Linked DNA regions of Homo sapiens: regions 1 and 2 are each linked to region 3. Evidence: read pairs that join two places in POLR2A ChIA-PET (ENCODE). Cell type or tissue: PC-3. All regions are shown on one strand. Links, peaks and the distances in the headings refer to the core of each region. The heading gives the core; the rest is flanking DNA. Region 1 overlaps ZNF557 (zinc finger protein 557). Region 2 overlaps RFX2 (regulatory factor X2). Region 3 overlaps INSR (insulin receptor).

Region 1 (10,027 bases), core at 3,443-8,442, 56 kb after region 3:
CTGGGCACAGATGAAACCCTGTCTCAAAAAATAAATTGTATAAATTGTTATCTTACACTGAGTTAGGTTCCTAAAAATGTGGAAAAATGACATTCTAATACTGATGGAATTCAATGGTTTTTCTAGTATGAATCTCACTTCTTAAAAATGGAGAGAATATTCAAGGCTTTTATAGCATACCAAACTATACTGTCTTGTGCTTGGTAATATGACTGTTTGTGTCACAGGCTTTTCAACACTGTGTATACTCAACATATTCCTCTGTTGTATGATCTCCGAAATGTGACTTAAGGAATGAGTGTCCCCTGGTTTTCCATTTTTGATGCCACACACAGGGTTTCCCCTTATTGTGAGTTGTCATGTGACTCCCTGAAGCCATCACTGAAGGCTTTCCTACAGCTACTGCATTACCTGGGCAGCTCCCCAGTAGATACTTTTTTTTTGGTAGGGGGAAAGTTTGAGCTCAAAGTTTTACCATACAGATTACACTCACAAGATTTCTCTCTAGAGTGAGTTAACCTGTGGGTGATTGAATGCTACTCCCATATTGATCAGTTTAGAAGTTGGCTGGGCATGGTGGTTCATGCCTGTAATCCCAGTACTTCTGGAGGCCAAGATGAAAGGACTGCTTGAACCTAGGAGTTTGAGACTAGTCTGGGCAACATGGCAAAACCCTCCCTCTAGTTTAAAAAAAAACAAATTAGCCAGACATGGTGTCATGCACCTGTAGTCCCAGCTACATTGGAGGCTGGGGCAGGAGAATTACTTGATCCCAGGAAGTAGAGGCTGCAGTGAGCTGTGATCACACCACTGCGCTCCAGACTGGGTGACAGAGTGAGACATTGTCTTAAAAAAAAAAAAATGAGGGTCAGCTGAAGGCTTTCCTCCACTGATTTCATGGCAAGTTTTCCAGATGGTTCCAAATGTCTACTGTTCATACCTCCTGTGGTGTTCTTCCACATTGTATCAGGATTGGTGTGTATGACCAATGTAACAGGGACATGAAAACATATCTCACTGAAGCTAGGTCATAAAAGACATTATGCTTTCTGTGTTGGCTCCTTTAGATCACTGGCTTTGGGGAGAAGTTGCTTCCATAAAGAAACTCAGCCCTGTTGAGAGGCCTACGTGATTTGGAAGCGCAGCTCCCTTGGAAACAGCTAGCATGCACTTGTCGGGCTTGTAAGCCATTTGGAAGTGGTCCCTTCACCAGTAACAATTCTGGATGATTACAGTTCTGCTGACATCTGGACTGTAACCTCTTGAGATATCCTGAAGAACTATAGAGCTATGTTGTTTCTGAATTCCTGACCTACAAAAATTTTGAGATAACAAGTGTTTTTGTTTGAAGCCACAAAATTTTGGGGGGTAATTTGTTACACAGTAGCAGGTGATTCATACATCTTGTTAGAGTTTGCTCATGTTATCTGAGGCATGAAAGATCAATGAATGCTTTTCCCACAGTTATTGAATTCACATTTGCCTATTATGCATTCTCGTATGCACAGAAAGGTAGGAGTTACTTGTGAAGGATTTCCCGCAATAATTACATTCATAGGGTTTTTTTCCAGTGTGAGTTCTCATGTGTTTCTTAACGGATGAGAGAACATTAAAGGATTTTCCACAATCACTGCACTCATAGGATTTCTCTCCATTATGTATTCTCCTGTGAATTGTAAGAGAAAAGCTATTGGTAAAGGATTTCCCACACTCATTACATGTGTAGGGTTTTTCTCCAGTATGAGTTCTTATGTGCTGTGTCAGATTCGACCTCCTCCTGAAGGTTCTCCCACAATCGTGGCATTCGTAAGGGTACTCCCCTGTATGAATGCTATAGTGCGAAGAAAGAGATGACCTCGTGCCGAAAGCCTTTCCACACTGATTACATACATAATGACCCTCCCCCGTATGAACTCTCTTGTGCCTTGTGAAGATTGACTGAGTGCGGAACTCACGAAAACACTGGTTACATTTGTACGGTTTTTCTCCAGTGTGAATTCTCAAGTGCGGTCTGAGGTATGAGGAATTGCTGAAGGTTTTCCCACAGTCACTGCATTCGTAGGGTTTCTCCCCATTGTGGATTCTCTTATGAACAGTAAGGTAAGATCTGCTGCTGAAGGTTTTCCCACAGTCATTGCATTCATAGGGTTTCTCCCCATTGTGGATTCTCTTATGAACAGCAAGGTAAGATCTACTGCTGTAGGATTTCCCACATTCACTGCAGCCATAGGGTCTTTCTCCAGTATGAATCTTCCTGTGCCGTGTAAGGGAAGATTTTGTGCTGAAGACTTTAAAACACTGATTACATTCGTTGAGTGTTGCTCCAAGATGATTCCTCTCCTATTGATTAAGAGATGACAATAAGTACCATTTATAATATTTTTAACATTGAATGCTGTCAGAGGAATTTCCTCTCCCAGGAATTCTGTTGTGTATCATAGTATTGGAATTAATGTTTTTGCCATCATGAGTGCTGGTACATGGCTTCTGTCAGTTTGAATTCTTAGCATTTAAAGAAGATGGATTCTTTCTACAAATCTTTATCATATTCACAGAGTATTTTTGATAAATTTAAGGCTAATTTCTTTTTCAAATATCCAATATCTGACTCAGACTACTGGAAATATTTACTTGTGGGAATTCTCAGGAAAAACAAGTTTGGGGCTAACTAATGCTTTTCTCCAAATTCAAAATAATTTCACAGTATCTCTCCAGAGGTACTACTTTATCTTTGAAAAAAATGACACTTTCCTTTAATAACTATTTAATAAAGCCACTTTTTTTTTTTTTTTTTTTGAGACAGAGTCTTGCTCTGTCGCCAGGCTGGAGTGCAGTGGCACAATCTCGGCTCACTGCAAGCTCCACCTCCAGGGTTCAAGTGATTCTTCTGTTTCAGCTTCCCAAGTATTTGGGATTACAGGTGCGCATCACCACACCCAGCTAAGTTTTTTTTGTATTTTTAGTAGAGATGGGGTTTCACCGTATTGGCCAGGCTGGTCTCCAACTCCTGACCTGACCTCATGATCCAACTGCCTCAGCTTCCCAAGGTGCTGGGATTAAAGGCATGAGCCACTGTGCCTGGCCAACAAGGCCAGTCCTTGTGGCTTTTCTCATGTAGGGCATTCTACCATGAAAAAAACCAGGAATCACCCATGTTAGTCTTACCATTTTCATATTTCTAGATTGTTCTTTTCGAAAAACATGCAGCTTAGGAGTTAACCCTTTGGCTTTAAATGGATTCTCCACATCTGAAACAAGTTAAAAAGAAATTTAAGTTGATAGAAAAGAGGCAAATTTTAAGTTGATGGTGAAATAGTAAAATGCATACGTGAGTGAAGGCAGAATCTGAGAGGTGAGGGTTTTTGAGAAGGCATTCGGTGAAAGAGATATGGGTGTGAAAATTTTAGGCAATGTTTAAGAAAGACTCTAGGAAGATTGAGATTGATGTTGACAGAATGAAGGAATTGTCAGGAAGGCAAGGTGGACTGAAACTGATCAAAGAGCTCATAGGAGACTTAAATTTCAGAAAAAGAGATGTCTTTTTTTCTCCCCTGAGGCCCAAGTAAAGTATGAGATGACAGAAAGTTGGAAGTCATGAAGGTACATGAGGGGGCTCAGACCAAACGTTCTTGGCCTTCTTGGGAAAAGGGGCATTTACACAGTTCTCTGACTGATATTTCCTAATGTATTATAATACTCCCAACTTCTCAGTCCCTGGCCAGAGCTGTTCCTCACAAGGACTTATATCCACCTGGTGCTCACCTGGACAGGTACCTGAGAGAATTCCTCTCTCTTCTGTCATCACTTTATCTTCTTGCTCCAGCTGGGAGATCAGCCTAGGTTTATCAACTTGGTTCCCTGTACATGGAGAAAAGACACATGATGTAGGGGGACTGTGCAGCAGACAAGCTCTCCCATGAAACTGAAATCAGTTCTGAAGGTGAAGAGGTGTGACTTCAGGAGCAGAGAAATAATTATGCCAAAATTGAATAAATATAGCAACCGTCTTAAACACTCACACACACACACACACACACACACACACACACACACACACACACACACACCCCACAAGCAATATCTAGGGTGGTTGCAGGATAACTGGTCCCAGGAGCCCCTGTCCAGGTTTAAATACAGAATCTGAAAGCCCAAAAGATTTAACTACAGAGAATATATAGTCAGGGAAAGAAGGAGATCTTCATTTCATACAGATAGCATTAGACAGACAGCTCCATGAGGGTGGGGGGCATGTCTGTTGCATTCTTCACTACTCCCACATCCCAGCACAGACCTAGGAACAGAGGTGCTTATGAAGGACTTAAACGAAGTAATGTCAGTGAAGGTAGTGGAGTAGGGAACTCCACAACTCCATCCCTTCACAAAAACAGTATGTAAATGGGCAAACACAGAATCAACTTCATTGGAGCTCTTGAATGTCATCAAAAGTTTACAGCCACAGGAGAATGCCTAATCAAGACAAACAGCTGAATCTGGGTAAGAGAGATTTGTGACATTTTAACTGACTCTAGCTGCACACTCTATTCCCCATTTTGCCTTGAGGACAACAACCTGTGTTTCTAGTGCTGAAGGGAACAGAATGCACCTTATTCTCAAAAACCTGTGGCTGTTCTCTTCTGACCTGTCTGCTGGCTCCCTGATGGGCTGGATCAAAGGGCTTCCCTTTATTTGTGTAACTCCAAACTCTCCCAGGTCTGAAGAGGCTACACCTATGGAAGCTGGAGGGTGGAGAGGGAAGTGTGTCCCAACACATCTAAAGGCAAATCAGCCACTGCTCAATGGGGCAAGGGAAAACTGTGAAGCAAACAAAAGACTAACCAAAAAACCTGGGAGGAGAAGTTGGGAACAAGATGCTCTGAGGAGTAGAGCATCTTTCCACACCTTCTTTTCCCCCACAAGATGGAGTCTTGCTCTGTCGCCCAGGCTAGAGTGCAGTGGTGTGATCTCGGCTCACTGCAACCTCCACCTCCTGGGTTCAAGCAATTCTCCTGCCTCAGCCTCCCAAGTAGCTGGGATTACAAGCATTTGCCACCACGCCTGGCTGATTTTTTTGTATTTTTAGTAAAGATGTGGTTTCACCATCTTGGCCAGGCTGGTCTCCAACTCCTGACCTCAGGTGATCCGCCCACCTCAGCCTCCCAAAGTGCTGGGATTACAGGCATGAGCCACTGCGCCCGGCCTCCACACATTTCTAGAAGGCCATGCTCATACCCAGGGATGAACACATGCTCAGAGAAGATCTGAGAAGGCACCAAGCCCTCACCTTTGACTGACCTTCAGGCTCTGCATAAGAAGGAACTGAAGGCTAAGTCAGAGTTGTAAGATGCTTTAGCTGAGTTTTGAAGGCATGCTCCAACATGTAATTCAGATCCATTGGCAAAGACTGGTCATCTTTTGGGTTCCAGGTATTTAAAAAAATCTCTGACAAATTAATCCCAAGCTGAACACTAAGCTAACAGAACAGAGACTTCAGTGGCCACACATGACCAATACAGACGTTACAAAATTAGTTCAGAAATGTCACTAAACAAAGAAACAATACCAACTACAACAAACCTTGGGGAGGGGGGAAATCAGATTTAAAGAACTGCCATATTGTAATATTCTGAAAGTAGTTTTCAGCAAATAAATTATGAGGCATGTAAAGAAACAAAAAAATGGGCCGGGCGCGGTGGCTCATGGCTGTAATCCCAGCACTTTGGGAGGCCAAGGTGGGCGGATCACAAGGTCAGGAGATCGAGATCATCCTGGCTAACACGGTGAACCCTGTCTCTACTAAATATATAAAAAATTAGCGAGGCGTGGTGGTGGGCGCCTGTAGTCCCAGCTACTCGGGAGGCTGAGGCAGGAGAATGGCGTGAACCTGGGAGGCAGAGCTTGCAGTTAGCCAAGATTGCACCACTGCACTCCAGCCTGGGTGACAGAGTGAGACTCCATCTCAAAAAAAAAAAAAAAAAAAGAAACAAAAAATGAATGAAACTGCATTATAGGAAAAAAGAAATGAACAGAAATTTTCCATAAGGAAACCTAGTCATTGGATTTATTAGGCAACGACTTCAAATCAACTATTTCAAATATGCTCAAGGAGTTAATGGAAACTGTGTACAAAGAACTAATGGAAACCATGAGAATGAATTCTCACCAAATAGAGAAAATCATAAAGAGATGGAAATTATAAAAAGGAGCCAAATAGGAATTTTAAAATTGAAAAATATATATTATCTGAAATGAAAAATGTACTAGAGGGGTTCATCAGAAGACTTGATCAGGCAGAAGACACAATTAGTGAACTTGATGACAGGTCAATTAAGATTGCCTGATCTGTAGAGCAGAAATTAAAAATAAAGGGAAAAAAATGAACAGAGCCTAAGAAACCCAGAAGATACCATCAAACATCTGAATACACATAATGGGAGTTGCTACTGGAGAGGAGACAGAGAAAGGAGCAGAAGGAATATATGGAAAAATTGGCAAGGTGCAATGGGTCACGCTCTAATTACAGCACTTTGGGAAGCCGAGGTGGGAGGATCACCTGAGGTCAGGAGTTCGAGACCAGCCTAGCCAACATGGTGAAACCCTGTCTCTACTAAAAATACAAAAATTAGCTAGCTGTGGTGGTGCGCGTTTGTAATCCTAGCTACTGAGGAGGCTGAGGCAGGGAGAATTGCTTGAACCCAGGAGGCAGAGGTTGCAGTGAGCTGAGATCGTGCCAGTGCACTCCAGCCTGGGCGACAGAGTGAGACTCCGGGAAAAAAAAAAAAAAAGGAATATATGTAAAAATAATGGCCAAACTTTCCCAAATTTGATGAAAATTACAAGTCTACACATCAAAGCAGCTCAAGGATCTCCCAATAGGATACACTTAAAAACTCATACTGAGATACCTTAACATTAAACTGTCAAAAGCCAAAGACAGACTATCCTGAAAAATGGCAAGGGAGAAATAAGTCATCATGTACAAGATTAACAGCTGATTTGTCACCAGAAACCATGGAGGCCGCAAGCCAGTGGGATGATGACATACTCCAAGTACTGAAAGAAAAATATCAACCAAGAATTCTATCTCCTGCAAAACTATCATTCAAGATAGTAAAAAGGCAATCCACTGAATGGGAGGAAATCTTTGAAAATGATATATTTGATAAAGGTCTAGGATGCAGAACATATAAAGAACTCTTACAACTCAATAACGAAAAGGCAAACAATGCCCCCCAAATGGAAAAAGCACTTGAATGAACATTTCTTCAAAAAAGATGTATAAATGGCCAACAAGCACAAGAAAAGATGGCCAATCTCATCATTTTTTTTAGGGAATAGAAATAAAAACCACAATGAGACAGACAACCACAAGAATGGCTATCATAATTTTTTAAAAAAAGGAAAAGAGACAAATGTTGGTAAGGATGCAGAGAAACTAATACGTTGCTGGTCTCATGCACTGCTGGTAGGAATGTAAAATGGTGTAGCAGTTGTAGAAAAGTTTGGACATTCCTCAACACATTAAACACAGAATTACCACAGGACACAGAAGTTCCACTCCTAGGTATATACCCAAGAGAAAACAGGTGCTCAAGCAAAATCTTGTATATGAATGATCATAGCAGCACTACCCACAATAGCCAAAAGATGAGAACAGGCTAAATTTCCATCAGCTGATGAAATGATATATAAAAAGTGGTATATACACATAACGGAATAATATTCAACCATAAAAAGAATGAAGTTCTGCTATGTGCTACAACACAGCTGTACTTTGAAAACATCGGCCAGGCGTGGTGGCTCATCCCTGTAATCCCAGCAATTTGGGAGGCTGAGGTGGGTGGATCACTTGAGGCCAGGAGTTCAAGACCAGCCTGGCCAACATGGTGAAACCCCATCTCTATTAAAAACACAAAAATTTGCTGAGTGTGGTGGCGCATGCCTTTAGTCCCAGCTGTTGAGGAGGCTGAGGCAGGAGAACAGATTGAACCTGGAAGGTGGAGGCTGCAGTAAGCTGAGATCACACCACTGCACTCCAGCCTGGGTAACAGAGTGAAACTCCATCTCAAAAAAAAAAAAAAAAAAAAAGAAAGAAAACATTATGCTAAGCAAAAAGTGAGACACAAAAGACCACATTTTGTATGATTTCATTTATATAAAATGTCAAGAATTGGGCCAGGAATGGTAGCTCACATCTGTAATCCCAGCACTTTGGGAAGCTAAGGCAGGAGGATCACCTGAGCCCAAGAGTTTGAGACCAGCCAGGGCAACATAGCAAGACCCTGTCTCTACAAAAAATAAACAAATTAGCTGGGCGTGGTGGTCCGCACCTGTGGTCCCAGCTACTCAGGATCACGCCACTGCACTATAGCCTGGGTGACGGAGGGAGACACTGTCTAAAAACAACCCCCTCAAAAAGAAGAGACACATCTATAGAGACGGAAAGATTAGTGCCTGCCAAGATGTTCAGGAGGGAGAACTGGGGAGAGACCATTTCATGACTATGGGGCTTATTTTTGGTGTGACAACTATGTTCTGGAATTAGTGGTGATGGCTGTACTACACTGTGAACCTACGAAAAGCCACCAAATTGGACACTTTAAAATAGTTTAAATGGTGACTTTTGTGTCCTGTGTTACCTCAATTTAAAAAAAGAAAAAAAAGACTGACTTCCTGAGTCATTAAATAAATGCAGGAATGACATTAGGCTTACCCAGTGAGGCCAGGTTCCTGCAGTTCTCCAGCATCACGTCCCTGTACAGTGTCCTTTGGGCAGGGTCCAGCAATGCCCACTCCTCCTGGGTGAACTCCACGGCCACATCCTCAAAGGTCACCAAGCCCTAAAGCATTGCAAACATCACGGCTTAGCCAAGGACCACCCCCACCAATGTGCACAGGAAGAGGGGCCAGGAGAACAGAGCCAGGGCTGGGGAAACCTGAGCACGAGATGTGGGGGGATTCTGAGCTCCTCTCCTGAGGTTCTGAGCTCTTCTCCCTGGCTTCTGAGCTCAGCCCTCAATGCTTGTCTCCTTAGGCTACTCCCAGGTCCAGCGCACAGTACCGCAGAGCAGCTGTCTTTTCTCACTCAAACTGGGAGCTCCTATGATCTTATTTCCCTCAGTCTCCAGGGGATCATGGGCCCGTGACATGGCAGAAATCAGAGAAATACTTGGTAAGTGAATGAATGATTTCCGTATGGCCTTTATTAATTGCTTGGGTTTAGAACATCATCACGTCTTTACTTGGCTTTCCCTTAAAACTCTCAGGAGCACATGATGTACTCAGGGACTCTGGAGGGAGCTCTGAACCTGCAGTAAACGTTGACACACACTGACATTTTCTGGGCAGCCCTCACTCAGAGACCCTGGGATGCCTGAGGAACAAGTTTGGCCGTGGGGCTCCAGGCCACTGAAAGGCATCAAGTCCAACCTTCTGGCTGAAGGAATCATGATTTGGAAAAAGGAACATCCGACTCACCTTTAGCCAGCTTTTCAGGAGCTCATTAACCAGCTCTCCGCCCTCTGTGTGTCCTTCTCGCTGAGAGGCTGGGAACAGGGAAGACAGAGCTGGAGGAGGAGAAATGAGTACCAGGAATCCACACCTGCCCTGTGTCCACTCACACATCTGGAGGCTTCCCCACCTGCCTGCGATCGACCAGGTCCCCATGCATACACAGTCACCCACAAAGCATCCACCTCTACTCCAAGCAAACACCAACCCACAGCAATCCAAGGAAACCAGAGCATGGCCCTGCCGCATCCACGCCAGGAAACAGGGCTTAAGGTCTGACTGCACTTGGGGAAGGGATTATTCCCACTTCACAGATGAGGAAACTGAAGTTCCGAGGGCGTCACTGTGTTTTTATCAGGTTCACAGAAAGAACTGAAGGGAGAATTCAAAAGCTCCAGCACATTCACCACACAGGTGACATCCACAGACACCCAAATGCCTAAGTCCCAAGTCCCAAGAGCCGCCCGATCAGACACGGAGGACCTCTGGGCCCCTGGGGCTCCACTCCTGCCTCACCTGC
Region 2 (10,027 bases), core at 2,948-7,947, 1.1 Mb after region 3:
TTCAAGACCAGTCTGGGCAACATGGCAAAACCTCATCTCTACAAAAAATACAAAAACTAGCTGAGAGTGGTGGTGCACGCCTGTGGTCCTAGCTACACGGGAGGCTGTGGTGGGAGGATGGCTTGAGCCCAGGAGTTAGAGGATGAAGTGAGCTGTGATCGCGCCACTGCACTCCAGCCTGTGTGACAGAGAAAGGCTCTGTCTCAAAGAAAAAAAGAAAACTTTCCAACCCCTGATAGACATCAATTCAGGAGAGAAGGACCCTCCTCTTACTATATTAATCCCCAGCAATGACTATAACCAAACTAGATTCAACATCTGGTCCATTTCCCCTGTCTACCATTTTTTTTTTTTTTTTTTTTGAGACAGGGTCTTACTCTGTTGCCCAGGCTGGAATGCAATGGAACGATCTCAGCTCACTGCAACCTCTGCCTCCTTGGTTCAAATGATTCTCCTGCCTCAGCCTCCCTAGTAGCCTCCCTAGTAGCTGGGATTACAGGTGTGCACCACCACACCCAGATAATTTTTGTTTTTGTTTTTGTTTTATTTTGTTTTGTTTTTGAGACGGAGTCTCACTCTGTCGCCTAGGCTAGAGTGCTGGAGTGCAGTGGCATGATCTCAGCTCACTGCAAGCTCCGCCTCCAGGTTCACGCCATTCTCCTGCCTCAGCCTCCAGAGTAGCTGGGACTACAGGTGCCCACCAGTACACCCAGCTAATTTTTTGTATTTTTTAGTAGAGATGGGGTTTCACTGTGTTAACCAGGATGGTCTTGATCTCCTGACCTCATGATCTGCCCGCCTCGGCCTCCCAGAGTGCTGGGATTACAAGCGTGAGCCAACGCGCCCGGCCAATTTTTGTATTTTTAGTAGAGACGGTGTTTCACCATGTTGACCAGGCTGGTCTTCAACTCCCGACCTCAGGTGATCCACCCTCCTCGACCTCTGAAAGTGCTGGCATTCCAGGCATGAGCCGCCGCGCCCAGCCCTCCATCTACCTTTATATGTACCTGTTTAAAAAAGTGAGTGTACACTCAAATTATTTAATTTTTGGATAATGGTACATGTAAGCCAATAGCAATTAACACTGAATTAATAAGCATGCTAATGTTTGTGTGCTGTGATGATTTACTGAGAGTATAATTACCTGCATTAAAAATGTATAGAAGCCATCATTTACTTTCATGTTAACTAAATGCTTAATTATTTAATCCTTCATGCAATGGGCTTAGTGTTACTTGGTTTGTTTATAAAATGATATGATTCCTTCCCCGGTTCCACAGACAGGTCTTAGAAGCATAATTAATTATTCTTTTTATTTGTTTAAAATAGAGACAGGGTCTTCCTTTTCGGCCTGGTTGGCCTCAATCAATCCTCTCACCTTGGCCTCCCAAAGTGCTAGGATTACAGGGGTGAGCCACCATACCCGGCCGGGAAGCAGACTTATTATGAACTTTTTTAAAGTAGTGAATGTCTTTGTCTTGGTTTTCCTGCATTCACTCTTTCTGTCTATAATCTAAGAAGAGTGCTCTTTTAAAAGATGTAAGTCAGATTATATTGTGCCTGTGGGTTGAGCCTCCTGGGGCTTCCCTTAGCAATTGGATTTTTTTTTTTTTTTTTTTTGAGATGGAGTCTTGTTCTGTTGCCCAGGCTGGTATGCAATGGCATGATTTTGACTCACTGCAACCTTCACCTCCCAGGTTCAAGTGATTCTCCTGCCTCAGCCTCCCAAGTAACTGGGACTACAGGCGTGCATCACCACACCCAGCTAATTTTTGTATTTTTAGTAGAGATGGGGTTTCACCAGGTTGGCCAGGCTGGTCTCAAACTCCTGACTTCATGATCCACCCACCTCAGCCTCCCAAAATGCTGGGATTACAAGCATAAGCCACTGAGCCCCGACAGCAATTGGAATTTTAAAACTCCAGACATCTGACCTTGTCCAGGGCCTCTGCTGCTGCAAGACCTTTGCACAGCTATTCCTCTTGCCCAGGCTGCTCTCTCCCACATCCTCCCAAGGTTGGCCCCTTCTTTGCAGCTGTCAGGTCCCAGCTCAGTGCCATCCTTAGTGCCACCCATAACTGGCTATCAAGAGGGGAGCCCTCTCCACCACCACCCCTGGCTCTATCCCTCTGCAATCACCTTGCACCACAGCCCGGATCTCTACTGAACAACCTTGTGTATCTGGAACCTTGTGTATTCTTGCCTGACAAGGATACTGGCACCCTGAGAGCAGCACTTTCATCTGACCTGCTCACCTTAGAATCCTCAGGCTGGGTGTCGTGGCTCACGTTTTAATCCCAGCATTTTGGGAGGCCAAAGTGGGAGGATTGCTTGAAGCTGAAAGTTCGAAACCAGCCTGGGCAACAAAGCAAGACCTCACCTTCTCTCTCTCTCTCTCTCTGTCTCTCTCTCACATACACACACACACACACACACACACACACACACACACATTAACCAGGCATGTGCCTGTGGTCCCAGCTACTCACAGGAGGCTGAGGCAGGAGGAATGCTTTAGCCCTGGAGTTAGAGGCTACAGTGAGTTGTGATCTTGCCACTGCACTCTCCAGCCTAGGCAACAGAGCAAGACCCATCCCTAAAAAAACAGAATCCTCAGAGCCTAGAATGGGGCTGGGCACTCAGTAGATGCACCTGGTTTTTCTTTTTTTTTTTTTAATTTATATTTTAAATCTACATACAGTCGTGTTTGCCTTTTTAGGTTTGCTGTTCTATGGTTTTTCACACTTGCATACTTTTTTTTTTTTTTTTTTGAGACAGAGTCTTGCTTTGTTGCCAGGCTGGAGTGCAATGGTGCAATCTCAGCTCACTGCAACCTCCGGCTCCCTGGTTCAAGTGATTTTCCTGCATCGGCCTCCCAAGTAGCTGGGACTACAGGCACGAGCCACCATGCCCAGCTAATTTTTGTATTTTTAGTAGAGACGGAGTTTCACCATGTTGGCCAGGATGGTCTCGATCTCCTGACCTCGTGATCCACCCACCTCAGCCTTCCAAAGTGCTAGGATTACAGGCGTGAGCCACCACACCCAGCCCACTTGCACAGATTCTTATAACCTCCATCTCAAACAGGATGGAGAGCAAGTCCAACCTCTCTCTGTAGTCAGACCCTGGCCCCATTCTTAGCCTCTGGCCACCATCTGCTGTCCCTTTCTATAGCTCTGCCTTTTCCAGAATGTCGTATAAATGGAAACATACATTGTGCAGCTTTTGAGACTGGCTACATTCACTTGGCATAAATGCCTCTGGGATTCATTCTGTCATTGCGTGTGTCAGTCGTTTGTTCCTTTTATTGCTGGAGCACAGTCCTTGTGTGATCCTACCACAGTTTGTTTGTCTGGTATATTTTCTCTTCATGATGGATGTTGAATTAACATGAAAACCTCTGGTTGTAAGAGCGACAGCATACTCTAGACCAAGTACACTAAATCGCAGTGATACTCCCTGCACAAACAGCCATTCTGTTTGGTAATTTACAGGATTACAGTTTGGTAATTTACAGGAACCTGCATGTCTTAGAATGTTTACCAATGAATTACAACTTTTAAAATGATATGCAAGTAATGGCCGGGCGCCGTGGCTCACGCCTATAATTCCAGCACTTTGGGAGGCCGAGGCAGGTGGCTCTCTTGAGGTCAGGAGTTCGAGACCAGCCTGGCCAACATGGTGAAACCCCGTCTCTACTAAAAATACAAAAATTAGCTGGGCATGGTGGCATGTGCCTGTAATCCCAGCTACTTGGGAGGCTGAGGCACTAGAATAGTTTGAACCCGGGAGGTGGAGGTTGCAGTGAGCTGAGATTGTGCACTGCACCCCAGCCTGGGAGACAGAGCAAGATTCCATCTCAAAAAATAAAATGATATGCAAGTAATACAAGTAACATTCTCCTGGGAAGGACCACCATCTACAGCAGGAGATTCAGAAATGAAAATTTCTCTTTTCGTCTTTCTGTCTATCCCACCTCATATGAGGTAAGCACTGTTAGTCATATAACTTGTGTCCTTCTAGATCTTTTTAAGGCCCCTTTACCTATTTTATAGTATGTATAGCTGGGGTTTTTTCAACATAAATTTATTCTGCAAATATTTGAGAGCCTACTGTGTGCCAGGCACTGCAGATGTTGGCTTTCTTTCTTGGAGACGGTACCTCTTCTTTTTAATGGCAGCATAGTTTTAGAGCTAGGATGCACCATAAGGTACTTAATGATTTTCCTGTTGATGAACATTTGTTTCTAAATTTTTATGACTTAAACTAATGCCACTGGGGACAGGTCGTCAATATACCTTTTTTTTTTTTTTTTTTACAGCTGTGCTGAGATCTGTTTTACATACCGTAAAGCTCACCCATTTGAAGTGTATGGTTCAGTGGGTCTTAGTATACTATCTTCACAGAACATTTTCATCACTCCGAAAAGAAGAAGAAACCCTGAACCTGCCATGAACAGCCACTTGCCCTTCCTCCTCCCAGCCCCGGGCAACTGTGAATCCACTTTCTGTCTCTGTGGATTTGCCTGTTTTGAACCTTTCATATAAACAGAATCACACACTATGTGGCCTTTTGTGACTGGCTTCTTCCACGTAACATAATGTTTTCAGGGTCCACTGTCCATCCGTTTACAGCATGTGCCAGTGCCTCGTTCCTTTTTTTTTTTTTTTTTTTTGAGATGGAATTTTGCTCTTGTTGCCCAGGCTGGAGTGCAATGGCGCGATCTTGGCTCACTGCAACCTCCGCCTCCCGGGTTCAAGCGATTCTCCTGCCTCAGCCTCCCAAGTAGCTGGGATTACAGGCATGTGCCACCACGCCCGGCTAATTTTGTATTTTAATAGAGACAGGGTTTCTCCATGTTGGTCAGGCTGGTCTCAAACTCCTGACCTCAGGTGATCCACCCGCCTCAGCCTCCCAAAGTGCTGGGATTACAGGTGTGAGCCACCGCGCCCGGCCGCCTTCGTTTATCCATCCATCAGTTGACAAACATTTGGGCTGTTGCTACTTTGGGGCCATTAGGACAACGCTGCTGTGAACATTGGTATCCAAGCATTTGTGTGGCCATGCACTGTTTAGCACATGTCTACTTCTGCAGGATGAATTTTGAGGAGGGGAAAAAGACCCCACTTATAGCTAGCTCTTTGTCTCTGACTGTGTAGGTTTGAACATCTCGTAAGTCTTGAGAAATGCTTGGAGGCCATTTCCTGCAGAGGCACACGCCCCTCTTGGGTGGGCTGGGGGAGGCAGTGGCAGAGCCCAGCCCACCTGCCCCAGCCACCAGTGCTCCCGGGTTTTGCATTCAGCCCCTGGCACACACTCATGGCTAACCCTGGTGCCCTTGCCTGTCTTTGACCCAGCACTGGCGAAGGAATTGGCAAAGCCACCAGGTTAATGATGCAAGCCCCAGAAACTTGCGGCATAGATGAGAAGGCAAATGGCCTCTCCTTTTGGAGAACTAAAGAGATTTAAGGAAGCTTGCTGGCTCACTCCCTCTCACCGGCAAGGATGGCACTAAACACAGTCCGCATCAATCACTGTTTTTGTTATGCGATTTATGAGTTGCTCAGCCGAGAATAAGGTTGCACGTGGTAGGAGGAGTTCTGTGTGTACCGAGGTCTCATGGAAGGACTGGATTTCTAGGGAAGAAAAGGGAAAAGGGAGTTGATGTTAAAATATCATTTCTATAACAGTAATGCAGTAGTGTTCATCTAGAAGGAGAGCTGCCACATTTGGCAAGATGCTGGGAGAGAAACAAGTATTAAGTACTTGGTTAAAATGACAAACCCCACAAATATGCCCTGGAATGAATATAGCTCATAGCAGGAGGCACTCCCTAAAGGGCTTAGCAACATCACAAATAGCGAAGAGTTTTTGAAATCACAAATAGCAAACAGCATAACTGCTTTTAGTTTCAGATATTTAAATCTGCAAAAAATCAGTAAATTATGTGGGTTACGTTATAATGGTGTGAATTACAACGATGACGCTAATGAACATTTATGGGCATTTTCCGTGTGCTGGGCTGGCCATTAAACTCCACACTTTGTAGGACTCCTCTCATTTAACACAACCACCCAACACAGATAGAAGTATTTTCTCCGTTTATGGACAAAGAAATGGAAGTGCAGAAAGATTTAAGTCCCTGGCTGAGGTCACCCAGCTAGAAACTGGAGGACCCAGGAACTGGACCCAGGCACCGGACCCAGGCACCCTCGCCTAGCCTCCTGTTTTAGAGCTAGGATGCACCGTAAGGTAGTTAATGGTATTCCAGTTGATGAACGTTTGTTTCTTATTTATGTATTTATTTATTTTGAGACAGAGTCTCTCTCTGTCACCCAGGCTGGAGTACAGTGGCACCATCTCGGCTCACTGCAACCTCAGCCTCCCGGGTTCAGGCGATTCTCCTGCCTCAGCCTCCCAAGTAGCTGGGATTACAGGCATGCACCACCACGCATGGCTAATTTTTGTATTATTTTTTAGTAGAGATGGGGTTTCGCCATGTTGGCCAGGCTGCTCTCGAACTCATGACCTCAAGTGATCTGCCCACCTTGGCCTCCCAAAATGTGCTGGGATTACAGGCATGAGCCACCGCCCCCAACCTCGTTTCTAATTTTTTGTGAACACCAAGCTCCGAAAGCCAAGTAAAGGGGTGACGCTGTGTATTTCAGAGCTCGATATTCCCTCTGCTTTCTTCCTCTCCTCTGTCCCCTATGCCAGATCCTCCAACTGTTCATGACCTTTGAACTTGAGAAGGGACCTCTTTTCTGCTTTATCTACACCTGCTTTCCTGGTGATCTCACCGAGGTACAAGAGTTGAAATGCATCTTAGAACCTCCAGTGTCCTAGTGTCTGCAGCCTGGCTCACTCCCCGAATCCTGGACTTGTGTACCTAGCTGCCTAGGTGGCAGCTGCATGTGGGTGTCATCTGATGGGCATCTGAGGCTTCTGTCACCCAAAACTGGGTGCCTGATTCGACCTCACACTTGTCTCTCCCCAGACCACGGGCTTCCCCAGCTCAGCACCGGGCAGCTCCATTCTCTAGGTGCTCAGGCCAGCCCCAAGCCTTAAGTCAGCCTCGACTCCTCTCTTTCTTTCACCCTTTATGTCAAACCCGTCAGCAAACCTGGCTGGCTCTGTCTTCAGGTGTCTCCCAAATGAGAGCACTGCTATCACGTAAGTCTTTGTCACCTCTGACCTGGTTGTCCAGCCCTGACGTTTGCTTCCATTGACCGTTGATACTTCCAAAATATCTGTCAGATTGTGTCCCTGTGCCCTAAACCTTCCAGTAGCTTCCCAGCACACTCAGAGCGAAAGCCAAACACTCCACTGTGGCCTCCTTGTGTCTCTAAGTCCATCTTCTCCTCCTCCTCCTCCTCCTCCTCCACCTTCTCCTCCTCTTCTTTCTCCTCTTCCTCCTTCTCCTCCTGTCTTAATCTGTTTGGGCTGTTTCAGCAAAAGGCCATAGACTGGGTGGCTGTAAACAACAGACACACATCTCTCAGCCCTGGAGGTGGGAAGTCTGAGAAGAGGGTGCCAGCAGGGTCAGGTTCTGGTGAGGGCTTCCCTCTGGGATGCAGATGGCTGTCTTCTTGCTGTGTCCTCACATCACATGGTGGGAAGCCAGAGAGAGCTCTCTGGGGTCCCTTCCATAAGGGAGGGCATGATCCCACCCTCATGACCTAATCACCTCCCAAAGGCCCCACCTCCTAAAGCTACTGCCTTGGGGTGAGGAGTTCAGCATAGGAATTTAAGGGGACACAACATTCAACCCCCAGCATTCCCCCAGCTCCCTCTGGTGGCCTCCTCACGTGACCCGTGTGACCCCACATGTCCCGTGTGCCTCAGCCTTGCCGAGCACCATCCCTGGCAGAGCCTTCTCAGCGGCGACACTTTCCTCACCTCACTCTGCCTCTGTCCTGTCACTGCCCCAGGTCACCTTGTTGCCCCTGGCCCATGCCGCACTCCACTTGTGCATTTGAGTGTATTTTTCTTCAGAGCATTTGTCACCTCCTGCTGTTCTGTGTCCATGGTGTCGTCTGTCTCTCCCTGAGGGGTCAGCCCCACATGGTCAGGGACTCAATCTGTTTCATTCCCTGCTGTGTCCTCAGCACTTGAAGCCGGCACATGGCAGATGCTCAGACTGTGTTTGTTGAATGAATGAACGATGGCTGAGTGTCCAGGCTCTGAGGGAGTGTGTTATGGGCACCCTTCAAGCCCCAGCCCCTGTACCCAGGGCACTGTGTGGGGTGAGGAGATGCACCGGCACAGGCCGGGTGCTAAGAGGAAGGTGGAAAGGTTCTAGCCCACCTTCTCTTCTCGTTGACTTGAGGTTAGGAAGGGGCTAGCTTGGGATGAGAGGAGGAGCTTCCTCCACACTGTGGCATCTGTACCCCGCCTGATGTTCCACCTGAACTCCTGCCACAAGCTCCAGATCTGTTCCTGTACCGCACCCCCACCCCTGCTACAAAACCCCGGCTCTCTGTTTGCCCACCTGGTCCGCCGCTTTGGGCAGAGCTGCCCTTCATTCATTTTCCATCTTCCCGAGGGCTGACCTTGGCTGCTGTGGGTCATTAGTGATGAGGCCCAGAACCTCAGCTGGGGCAGAACGAGTTCCTGCTACCCAGGGCCGGCCTGTCTGGGGGCTGCCTAGAAGTCGCCCTGTGGTCCTCTACAGTCATTCCTGTGTGAGGACGAGACACACACTTTCCACTTGCTGGAGAGGAGGGTCTGGGTGGCTTTTTATTGGTGCATTCACCCTCTCAGATACTTCCTGATCAGTATGAGCTGGGTAAACAGCCAATTCAGATGGCTCAGACTCCCGGAAGAGGAGCGCTTAGCCCAAATTACTGGTATTAGCCGTCCGCATTCAACCTCATCTTAACCATGAAATTTGCACGGTAAAAAAGAGAATTTGACTTACACAGAAATGCAACTGTGTCTTCATCGTTCCACTCTACAGTAAGCTTCAGAGGGCTTTCATCCATTCAGCCTTCCTTCTTTCCATCTTTAATTGTTTTGAAATTCCATTTGGATGGAAATATTTCAAATATTTATTTTTTGTTTTTATATATCTTTTTGCAGTTTTTATGGTTTTATTTAAACACAAAACATGCACATGAGCCGTCTACTCATTTTCTTCACTGCGCAGCCTGGCATTGGGGTTGGTGACTCTGACGGCAGCTGGGCGGCCCTTTCCACGATGGTTTTGTTTCTTGGAGGAAACACTGTGAGCGATCTCAGCACAGGGAGATTTGTTGCACATCAGCACTTCCAGCTCCTTGACGCTGGGGACCAGGAACTTCCGGAAGCCACTGGGCAGCATGTGCTTTGTTTTTTGTTGCTCCCATGACCAGTGTTGGGCATCAAGATCTGGCCCTTGCAGGCGCGGTGGCTCATGTCTGTAATCCCAGCACTTTGGGAGGCTGAGGAGGGTGGATCACCTGAGGTCAGGAGTTTGAGACCAGCCTGGCCAACATGGTGAAACCCCGTCTCTAATAAAAATACAAAAACTAGCCAGGCATGGTGGTGGGAGCCTGTAATCCCAGCTACTCTGGAGGCTGAGGCATGAGAATTGCTTCAACCCGGAAGGCGGAGGTTGCAGTGAGCTGAGATCGCACCACTGCACTGCAGCCTGCACAACAGAGTGAGACTCTGTCTCAAAAAAGAAAAAAAAATATCTGGTCCTTGAACCTTCTGCAAACCCTATTGTCAATACCTCTGGGTTTCCTCCAGTTACACTTAATTTTGACATGTTGGTCTGACTGGTGCCAGATGAACTCCTTGGTTCTCTTTTTGACGATCTTGGGCTTCACGAGGGGTCTGAGGGCGGCCATGATGCTGAGGAGGAGACAGCTGCCACCTCCGTAGGCAGCACTGAAGAGAGAGGGGCCTTTTTTTTCTCTTTTTTCTTTGTTATGTCCTTGGAAGGAAGACTTCATGTTTCTTTTTTGAGAGACAGGATCTCTCTCTGTCGCCCAGGCTGGAGTGCAGTGGTATAATCATTGCTCACTGCATCCTCCACCTCCTG
Region 3 (10,027 bases), core at 2,023-7,022:
GATTTGCCTTTTTTAATATTCATTTTTAAAATAAAATTCCTTATCATACAGAGCTCAGCTAGTTTTTAATTGGCAGAAACGTGCATATGCCTCTAATCCATATTCATGAGTTACTTTCCTCTGCCTTTTGATGTCTCTGTCCACAATAGCCTTTGGAATTATGATTTGTAGTTGCTAGATAGAATTTAATCTCATGATTGGGGTATCATTTATTTTTGGGGATTTGGATTGCCTCTGGTTTTTACCATGTTAGGTAATACTAATTTTATCTGGAAACCATTTTAGCTTTTTGGATTGACAGCTTTAGTTATTGTTTCAGTCAGTTCTTGCTGCGTAACAAACTGCCCCCAAAGGTACTGGTTTAAAACAAAGGACATTTATTCTTTCTCTCAATTCTGCAGGTTCACTGGGTGATTCCTTTGTCCTGGGCCAGTTTGGCTGGGGCTGGATGGCCTCATTCACATGGCTGGGGCCTCAGCTGGGGGCACTTGGAGCTTTGTCCTCATGTGTTCTCTCACTGCCCAGTGAGCTAGCCCAGGCAAGGAAGGACATGCCCCATATACAAACACTTCTTAGGACTCTGTTTGCATCACATTTGCTAGTGTCCCTTTGGCAAAGTGAGCCCATGGCTAAGCCCAGAATGAGGAAGTACAATACATCCTCTGAGTATCTCAGTGAGCTGGATACTGAGGCTTCCAGAGTCTCATAGACACAGAAAGTCATGATTCCCTGGGGGCCATAATTGCAAAGTTTATTAATATATTATCCTATATGTATTAATCCTGTAGGTCCTAAGGAAATAATTCAAATTTGGGGCAGGGAACAAAGCTCTATGCATAAGATTTTCATCAGTAGCAAAATATGCAAACCACTAAGATGTCCATCCATTGGAGAATGGACACATGGAAGACGGTGCATCCATAGAATTGGTGGATGAAGAGCCATTGAAAATGATGTTTGGGGGCCAAGCATGGTGGCTCATGCCTGTAATTCCAGTGACTCAGGAAGCTGAGGTGGGAGGATTGCTTGAGGCCAGGAGTTTGAGCCTGGGCAACACAGCCAGACCCCATCTCTGCAAAAAAAAAATTTCAAAATTAGCTAGGTGTGGTGGTCTATGCCTGTAGTCCCATCTACTTGGGAGGCTGAGGAGAGAATTGCTTGAGCTCAGGAGCTCCAGGTTATAGTGGGCTGTGACTCACTCACTACACTGCAGACTGGGTGACAGAGCAAGAAGACTCTGTCTCCAAAAAAATAAGATAAAATGTTTGGGATGACCTTTGTTCAGTGTAATGTAGAAGTTAAAATTACATGCTCTGGAGTTTAGTTCGTTTGTGTTGTTATCCCCCAGCAGTTAAGAATCCCCCTGTATCTGCTGGGTGCAGTGGCTCACGCCTGTAATCCCAGCACTTTGGGAGGCTGAGGCGGGTGGATCATGAGGTCAGGAGATCGAGACCATCCTGGCTAACACGGTGAAACCCCGTCTCTACTAAAAATACAAAAAAATTAGCCGGGCATGGTGGCGGGCGCCTGTAGTCCCAACTACTTGGGAGGCTGAGGCAGGAGAATGGCGTGAACCCAGGAGGTGGAGCTTGCAGTGAGCCGAGATCACGCCACTGCACTCCAGCCTGGGCGACAGAGTGAGACTCCATCTCAAAAAAAAAAAAAAAGAAAAAGAAAAAAGAAGAAAAAGGAATCCCCCTGTATCCAGACTAGCTTATGATAGAGGAAAAGCTTCTTAGCTCCCAGAGTTGAACAACTGAAGAGCTTCTCACATGGCTGGATCCAGGATTCCTTTGGGTCGGTTGCATCTTTTTTTTTTTTTTTTTTTTTTTTTTGAGATGGAGTCTCACTCACTCTGTCATCCTGTCATCCGGGCTGGAGTGCAGTGGTGCAGTCTCAGCTCACTGCAACCTCTGCCTCCCTGTTTAAGCGATTCTCCTGCCTCAGCCTCCTGAGTAGCTGGGATTACAGGCACCCACGACCACACCCAGCTAATATTTGTATTTTTAATGGAGACGAGGTTTCACCATGTTGGCCTGGCTGGTCTCGAGCTCTTAACCTCAGGTAATCCACCCACCTTGGCATCCCAAAGTGCTGGGATTACAGGCGTGAGCCACCATGCCTAGCCTGGGTCAGTTGCATCTTAACGGCTCCTGGCAGTGAGCCCAGTAGCCCCTGGTTGTCCACCGGTGGTTGTAGTGGTTCCAAACCTCATTTCTTTGCAGTGCCAAACCCAGAGGAAGACAGAGTGCATCCCAGCATTCCCAGCTAGACTGAGGTCATGTGACATCCAGTGCCCAATCATGTGACCAGAGGAATGCTGTATGCTGATTGGCTTGGGCATGAGGGATTTTTTTTTTTTTTTTAATTTAGAAACAGCTTTATTGAGCTGTAACTTACATACCATAATATTCACTCCCACCACATGCTAGAGAGAATTTTGTAAATGGAGTAAAATTACACTCCAACAGTATAAATTGTGCACATAAAAATAAAGTTTTAGGCCAGGAGCAGTGGCTCACGCCTGTAATCCTAGTACCTTCAGAGGCCATGGTGGGTGGATCACCTGAGGTCAGGGTTCAAGACCAGCCTGGCCAGCATGGTGAAACTTCGTATCTACTAAAAATACAAAAATTAGCCGGGCGTGGTGGTGCACGCCTGTAATCCCAACTACTCGGGAGGCTAAGACAAGAGAATCACTTGAACCCGGGAGGCAGAGGTTGCAGTGATTCCGAGATCACACCACTGCACTCCAGCCTGGGTGACAGAGTGAGACACCATCTCAATATATATATATATATATATGTAAATAAATAAATAAAGTTTTACATCACTTTTTTTCTTGATCAAAGCAATGCTAGGTAATTAAGGACATTGTTGGCAATAACAGAAATGTGTCTATGAAAAGGTTCTTAAGAAGGTGACTGTAACCTCACATTCTCCTTTCATTTTCTCCCCCATCTCTGCTTCTCTCTAGGGTGAACACAGTTGGTCTGGGTGGGATTGGGGTTGTGCTGTGTGGGGCAGAGGCTGTTGGGGATTCGTGATGGGAATTCCTAATAGTGACCCTTGGGTCCCAGGAACAGGAGACACGGGCCAGTCAAAGGCATGGGAAGAAGCTAGGAGAAGTTAGGATTCGAGTTAAATCCAGTGCCAACAGGGTGACCAGTTGTCTAGGTTTAGCCAGGACTGAGGGCTCCCTGGGATGTGAGATTTTCAATGTCCACACTCAGAAAGTTCTGGGCAAATGGGGACAAGTTGGACACAGAAGCAGAAAAAAAATCAAGGAGGGTCTGCAGTGGAAACGGGCATTGTTCACTCTGCAGAATCTGTATTCTTGCTGTCAACAATGCCCCGAACTTCCTCTGGAATCTGCTCCTCACCCTTGAGTGGCTCTCACCTCCCACTCTCAACCCCAGCCTGGTACCAGGGCAAAACACAAAACTCAGCCCCAAATTAGCCATGACAAAAATGCAAATCAAGACCACGATGCAATACCACTTCATGCCCACGAGCGTGGCAAAAAACAAACAGACGGACAATAACAAGTGTCGGTGAGGATGAGGAGAAATCGGAACCCTCATACATTGCTGGTGGGAACATAAAATGGCACAGCTGCTTTAGGAAAGAGTTTGGCATTTCTTTCATTCTTTCTTTTTTTTTTTTGAGATGGAGTCTATCTCTGTAGCCCAGGCTACGGTGCATTGGTACGATCTTGGCTCACTGCAACCTCCGCTTCCTGGGTTCAAGTGATTCTCCTCCCTCAGCCTCTTGAGTATCTGGGACTACAGGAACCCACGACCTCGCCCGGCTAATTTTTGTCTTTTAGTAGAGACGAGGTTTCACCATGTTGGTCAGGCTGGTCTCAAACTCCTGACCTCGTGATCTGCCCGCCTCGGCCTTCCAAAGTGCTGGGATTATAGGCGTGAACCACCGTGCCCAGCTGGTGGAAGGTATTTTTTTTTTCTTTTGCTAGTTTCATAAACAAAGCCACCTCTAGCTATTTAATTGCATTTTCAGTATCTCCCGTTAAAAAAATTTTTTTTTTCAGAGACAGAGTCATGGTGTGTCACCCAGGCCCGCCATCCGCCACCATGCCCAGATAATTTTTTTTTTTTTTTCAAACAGAGTCTTGCTTTGTTGCCCAGGCTGGAGTCTCGCTTTGTGGCACACGCCTATAATCCCAGTTACTCAGGAGGCTGAGGCAGGAGAATCGCTTGAACTCGGGAGGCGGAGGTCGCAGTGAGCCAAGATCATGCCACTGCACTCCAGCCTGGGTGACAAGAGCGAAACTCCGTCTCCAAAAAAAAAAAAAAAAAAAAAAAAAAAGAAGATGCATTTCCCCTTTGTCCTGGATAGCAGCTACCTTGGGTTTCTATATTTGCTTATTTGTCCCTCTCTACTCGGTGACTCATTCCACTTGGAAGAAACTTTGGACTGGAGTTCCCTGCCCCCACCCCTGCCACCAGACTGATTTGTTTTCTTGCTGTTATTGTCACACGATAAGCATGGGGTTGTTGGCTTTTTTTTTTTTTTTTTTTTTAACATTTCTTTCTCTTCTCCACTCTCCACCCCCCTCCTAAATGTTCCAGCCCGGTTCTCTGCATGCACTATTAGCTTGGAACTGTGTCGAAAACTTTTCAGAGTTTTGGGCTCGATGCTTGCAGGTTTCATGGTCTTATTCCCAAGAGCCTCCTGTCTCTTCTCATAAGTTCTGGAATTATCTCTAGTTACGTGCTTATCACAGGGTATGTTTCCCACTTTGCAAATCTCCATTTGGGTGGATCCCAACTGTTTTATTTATTTATTTATTATTTTATTTTATGTGTTTATTTTTGAGGCAAAGTATACCACATTTTCTTTTTCTTTTTGAGACAGTCTTGCTCTGTTGCCCAGGCTGGAGTGCAGTGTCACGATCTCGACTCACTACAAACTCTGCCTCCCGGGTTCAAGTGATTCTCCTGCCTCAGCCTCTCGAGTAGCTGGGATTACAGGCGCACACCACCACAACTGGCTAATTTTTGTATTTTTAGTGGAGACGGGGTTTCACCATGTTGGCAAGGATGGTCTCAATCTCTTGACCTCGTGATCTGCCCGCCTTGGCCCCTGAAAGTGCTGGAATTACAGGCATGAGCCACCGTGCCCGGGCTTCAACTGTTTTTATAATGATTAAAAAAAAAAAAATCGAAAGGCAGCACCGTGGCAAAGAAAGAGCTTTTTTATTTGTCCTTAGACATTAAGCACATTTATCCATTTGGTTCTGATGTGACAGAGGCTGGGAGTTGCAGGGAAAGGCAGGAAATCTGGCATAGGCCCTGCAGATCCTTCATTTCCACTCTTTTCTAATTTTGCTGGATACATGGCAAAAATATTCTGCAGTGGTCTTAAGGAGAAGTTCTAGAGCCAGACAGTTCTCTTTTTTTAGTTTCTTTCTTTTTATTTATTTATTTTTTTTGAGATGGAGTCTTGCTCTGTCACCCAGGCTGGACTTAAGTGGCGCGATCTCGGCTCACTACAAGCTCCGCCTCCCGGGTTCACGCCATTCTCCTGCCTCAGCCTCCCAAGTAGCTGTAGAGCCAGACAGTTCTGAGTTCAAGAGCTGGCCCTGCCACTTTGCAGCTATGAGATCTCGGACAAACCATATAATCTCTTAAACCAGGGGTCAGTCAGTAAGCTATATCCCATAGGCTAAATGTGGCCTGCTGCCTGATTTCTAATGATTTGTGAGCTAGGAGTCACTTTTGCATTTTATTTATTTATGTATTTATTTTTGAGATGGAGTCTTGCTCTGTCACCCAGGCTGGAGTGCAGTGGCACAATCTTGGCTCACTGCAACCTCCACCTCCTGGGTTCAAGTAATTCTCCTGTCTCACCCTCCAAGTAGCTGGGATTACAGGCGTGTGCCGCCATGCCCAGCTAATTTTTGTATTTTGGGTAGAGGTGGGGGTTTCACCATCTTGACCAGGCTGGTCTCGAACTCCTGACCTCAGGTGATCCGCCCACCTCGGCCTCCCAAAGTATTGGGATTACAGGCATGAGCCACCACGCCCTGCCCACTTTTGCATTTTAAAATGATTAAAGGAAAAACAAGGAGAGACGTGAACCAAAGGGTGCAAAGTTTCAGATGGGAGGAATACGTTCTAGGAATCCACTGCTCTGTAGATGAATGGTGACTATAGCTAATAACACATATTGCAAAATGGCTAGAAGAATAGATTTTAAATGTTCTCACAACAAAGAAATAAGTACATGAAGTGATGAGGATTTAATTAGCTTGTTTTAATCATTCCACAATTTATACTGTAACATAACTTTACACTGTACCCCATACGTGTACACAACTATTATTTTTATTTTTGTTTATTTATTTTAGAGACAGGGTCTAGCTCTGTCACCCAGGCTGGAGTACGGTGGAGCCTTCATAGCTCACTGCACCCTTGACCTCCTGGGCTCAAGTGATTCTTCCGCCTTAGCCTCCTGAGTAGCTGGGACTACAGGTGCGAACCATCGTGCCCGGCTAATTGTTCTATTTTCTGTGGAAATGGGGTCTGGCTATGTTGCCCAGGTTGGTCTCTAACTCCTGGGCTCCAGCAATCCTCCCTTCACGGCCTCCCATAGGGCTGGGATTACAGGCACGAGCCACTGTGCCTGACCTATAATACTGTTGTCAATTAAAAATAAAACAAATGATTTTTAGAAAGATAATATTATGGAAATTAATATTAATAGAAAATAGATAATAGGGCTGGGAGCTGTGGCTCACGCCTGTAATCTCAGCACTTTGGGAGGCCGAGGTGGGCGGATCACTTGAGGTCAGGAGTTTGAGACCAGCCTGGCCAACATGGTAAAACCCTGTCTTTACTGAAAATACAAAATTAGGCAGGCGCGGTGGTGAGCGCCTGTAATCCCAGCTACTCGGGAGGCTGAGGCAGGAGAATCACTTGAACCCGGGAGGCAGAGGTTGCAGTGAGCCGAGATTAAGCCATTGCGCTCCAGCCTGGGCAACAAGAGTGAAACTCCGTCTGGAAAAAAAAAAAAAAGGAAAAGAAAAGAAACCATCAGGGTTTAATGCTCAGCTTCTGGCTTAGGAAGTCTGGCTCTTACCGATAATGATAACCTCTGCATATATCTTTATCCATAGCACTATGGTTATAAAATTCTGCAATTCTCAAAGTCGCTTATGTGTCTTAGTCTGTGCTTTGCTGCCTTGGCGTCATTTCTGAGCAGGATCCTGGCTGTGAGCTCCCTGCGAGGGGTGGACACTCCCAGATGTGCAAAGCTCAGCCACCCTCCTTCTCCTCCTCTCTTCCTCCCAGGAGCTGCATCTCTGCGTCTCCCGCAAGCACTTCGCTCTGGAACGGGGCTGCAGGCTGCGTGGGCTGTCACCGGGGAACTACAGCGTGCGAATCCGGGCCACCTCCCTTGCGGGCAACGGCTCTTGGACGGAACCCACCTATTTCTACGTGACAGACTATTGTAAGTCTCCATGGCAGCCTCAGCTGACTGGGGCTGTGCTTAGCACTGAGCATGGTGGGACATTGCAGGGGATGACTTGGAGAGGCCGCAGGTGCTGGCCCTGGCCTTGACTCTCAGGCCTATCAGCTGCTGCGGTGCTTGCCCTCTTTGATCCTGCACTTTTTTTTTTTTTGAGATGGAGGCTTGCTTTGGAGTGCACTGGCACAATCTCAGCTCACTGTAGCCTCCGCCTCCCGGGTTCAAGTGATTCTCCCACCTCAGCCTCACAGTAGCTGGGACTACAGGTGCCCACCACCACGCCCGGCTAATTCTTGTATTTTTAGTAGAGATGGCATTTCACCATGTTGGCCAGGCTGGTCTCAAACTCCTGACCTCAAGTGATCCACCCGCCTCGGCCTCCCAAAGTGCTGGAATTACAGGCATGAGCCACCATGCCTGGCCTGATCCTGCACTTAAAAAAAAAAAAAAAAGTTTCAGAGGTACCTGTGCAGTTCATTATATAAGTAAATTGTGGCTGGGCACGGTGGCTCACACCTGTAATCCCAGCACTTTGGGAGGCCGAGGCGGGCAGATCACAAGGTCAGGAGATCGAGACCATCCTGGCCAACATGGTGAAACCCCATCTCTACTAAAAATACAAAAATAAATTAGCCAGGCATGGTGGCGGGCGCCTGTAGTCCCAGCTACTCAGGAGGCTGAGGCAGGAGCCTCAGGAACCCGGGAAGCAGAGCTTGCAGTGAACCGAGATCGTGCCACTGCACTCCAGCCTGGGCAACACAGTGAGACTCTGTCTCAAAAAATAAAATAAAATAAGTAAATTGGGTGTTGTTGGGGGTTTGCTGTACAGATAATTTTGTCACCCATGTAATCAGCATAGTACCTGATAGGTCGTTTTTTGATCCTTTCCCTCTTCTCACCCACCACTCTCAAGTAGGCACCTGTGTTAGTCTGTACTTACACTGCAATAAAGAAATACCTGGCCGGGCACAGTGGCTCACACCTGTAATCCCAGCACTTTGGGAGGCCGAGGTGGGCGGATCACTTGAGGTCAGGAGTTCGAGACCAGCCTGACCAACATGGTGAAACCCCATCTCTACCCAAAAATACAAAAATTAGCTGGGCATAGTGGTGTGCACCCGCAGTCCCAGCTACTCAGGAGGCTGAGGCAGGAGAATCACTTGAACCCGGGAGGCGGAGGTTGCAGTGAGCCGACATCACGCCACTGCACTCCAGCCTGGGTGACAGAGTGAGACTCTGTCTCAAAAAATAAAAAAGAAAGAAAGAGTGAAAGAGAGAGAGAAGAAAAAGAAAAAGAAAGAAAAGGAAAGAAAGAGAGAAAAAGAGAGATAAAAGAAAGAAAAAGAAAGAAGAGAAGAGAGAGAGGAAGAGGAAGAGGTCTGAGACTGGGACTCAGTAATTTATAAAGAAAAGAGGTTTAATTGGCTCCCAGTTCTGCAGGCAGTACAGGAACCATGATGCTGGCATCTGCTCAGCTTCTGAGGAAGCCTCAAGAAACTTTCAATCATGGTGGAAGGTGAAGTGGGAGCAAGGTGTTAAGACGGGGAGATGGTGCTACACACTTCTTAAACAACCAGATCCCATGAGAACCCACTTATTATACAGTACCCAGTAGGGATGTTGCTAACCCATTAGAAACCGCCTCCATGATCCAATCACCTCCCACCCGGCCACTCCTCCAACATTGGGGATTACATTTCAACAAGAGCTTTGGGTGGGGACACAGATCCAAACCATAGCAGTCCCGGTGTCTACTGTTCACTTCTTTCTGTCCATGTGTGGTCAGTGTCTCACTCTCACTTATGGGTGAGAACATGAGGTAGTTGGTTTTCTGTCCCTGTGTTAATTCAGTTAGGATAATCACCTCCAGCTCCATTCATGTTGCTGCAAAGAACATGATCTCATTCTTTTTCATGGCTGTGTAGTATTCCATGGTGTGTATGTATCACATTTTCTTTATCTGGCAATCCTGCACTTCCTCATCTGTACATGGAGATAATAACAGAACCACTTCAGGAGGTGGAGGGACATTTTAATGACACAAATGTTAAGTGCCTGGCACCTGTTGCTAGTGTCTCCATCTTTGTTACTAGAGTTTTTTGGCTAGATGAGGTGGCTCACACCTGTAATCCCAGAACTTTGGGAGGCTGAGGCAACAGGATTGCTTGAGGACAGGCATTAGAGACCAGCCTGAGCAACATAGCGAGACTCTGTCTCCACAAAAAAATACAAAAATTAGCCAGCTATGGTGGTGCATGCTTGTAATCCCAGGTACTTGGGAGGCTGAGACAGGGGGATCACTTGGGCCCAGGAATTTGAGGTTGCGGTGAACTGTGATTGTGCCACTGTACTCCAGCCTGGGTGACAGAGTAAGACCCTGTCTCTAAAAAATAAAAATTAAAAGAAGTTTACATCTGTCAAAAGTCATGCTGGGATCGGGACTAGCTATGTAATTTGCAAGACCCAGTGAACAATGAAAATGCAGAACTCCTTGCTTTAAAATTATTAAGAATTTGGCCGGGCACGTTGGCTC

What was found. Peaks named below come from ENCODE experiments on the same cell type or tissue, not always from the same donor. Only the 100,000 strongest peaks of a DNase experiment are listed, where the experiment ranks them.
Region 1: POLR2A ChIA-PET joins it to region 3 with 5 read pairs; 5 of 35 experiments call an interaction of 5 or more read pairs at or near these places.
Region 2: POLR2A ChIA-PET joins it to region 3 with 8 read pairs; 1 of 35 experiments calls an interaction of 5 or more read pairs at or near these places.

The regions. Positions count from the first base shown.
Region 1 is chr19:7,075,191-7,085,217 of GRCh38, reverse strand. ZNF557 (zinc finger protein 557) reads right to left here. Exons shown (of 8, transcript NM_024341.3): 4 at 9,475-9,563; 5 at 8,711-8,837; 6 at 3,763-3,858; 7 at 3,166-3,248; 8 at 1-2,340. The coding sequence ends at 1,474. Among named protein-coding and RNA genes, the nearest start is that of ZNF557, 11 kb to the right of the region's middle. RefSeq lists silencers at 1,934-2,134, 2,094-2,294, 6,894-7,094. In PC-3, for the core only: no CTCF peak of the experiment used is centred there; no DNase peak of the experiment used is centred there; H3K4me3 peaks cover 2,068 bases.
Region 2 is chr19:6,072,629-6,082,655 of GRCh38, reverse strand. All of the region lies in intron 1 of RFX2 (regulatory factor X2), which reads left to right. RFX2-AS1 (RFX2 antisense RNA 1) reads right to left here. Exons shown (of 2, transcript NR_199041.1): 2 at 5,532-5,636. It also overlaps the pseudogene RPL32P37. Among named protein-coding and RNA genes, the nearest start is that of RFX2-AS1, 15 kb to the right of the region's middle. RefSeq lists enhancers at 8,107-8,276, 7,496-8,289. In PC-3, for the core only: no CTCF peak of the experiment used is centred there; a DNase peak (open chromatin) is centred at 5,795; H3K27ac peaks cover 909 bases.
Region 3 is chr19:7,129,607-7,139,633 of GRCh38, reverse strand. INSR (insulin receptor) reads left to right here. Exons shown (of 22, transcript NM_000208.4): 14 at 7,317-7,476. Among named protein-coding and RNA genes, the nearest start is that of ZNF557, 65 kb to the right of the region's middle. In PC-3, for the core only: no CTCF peak of the experiment used is centred there; DNase peaks (open chromatin) are centred at 4,113 and 4,423; H3K4me3 peaks cover 1,015 bases; H3K27ac peaks cover 2,483 bases.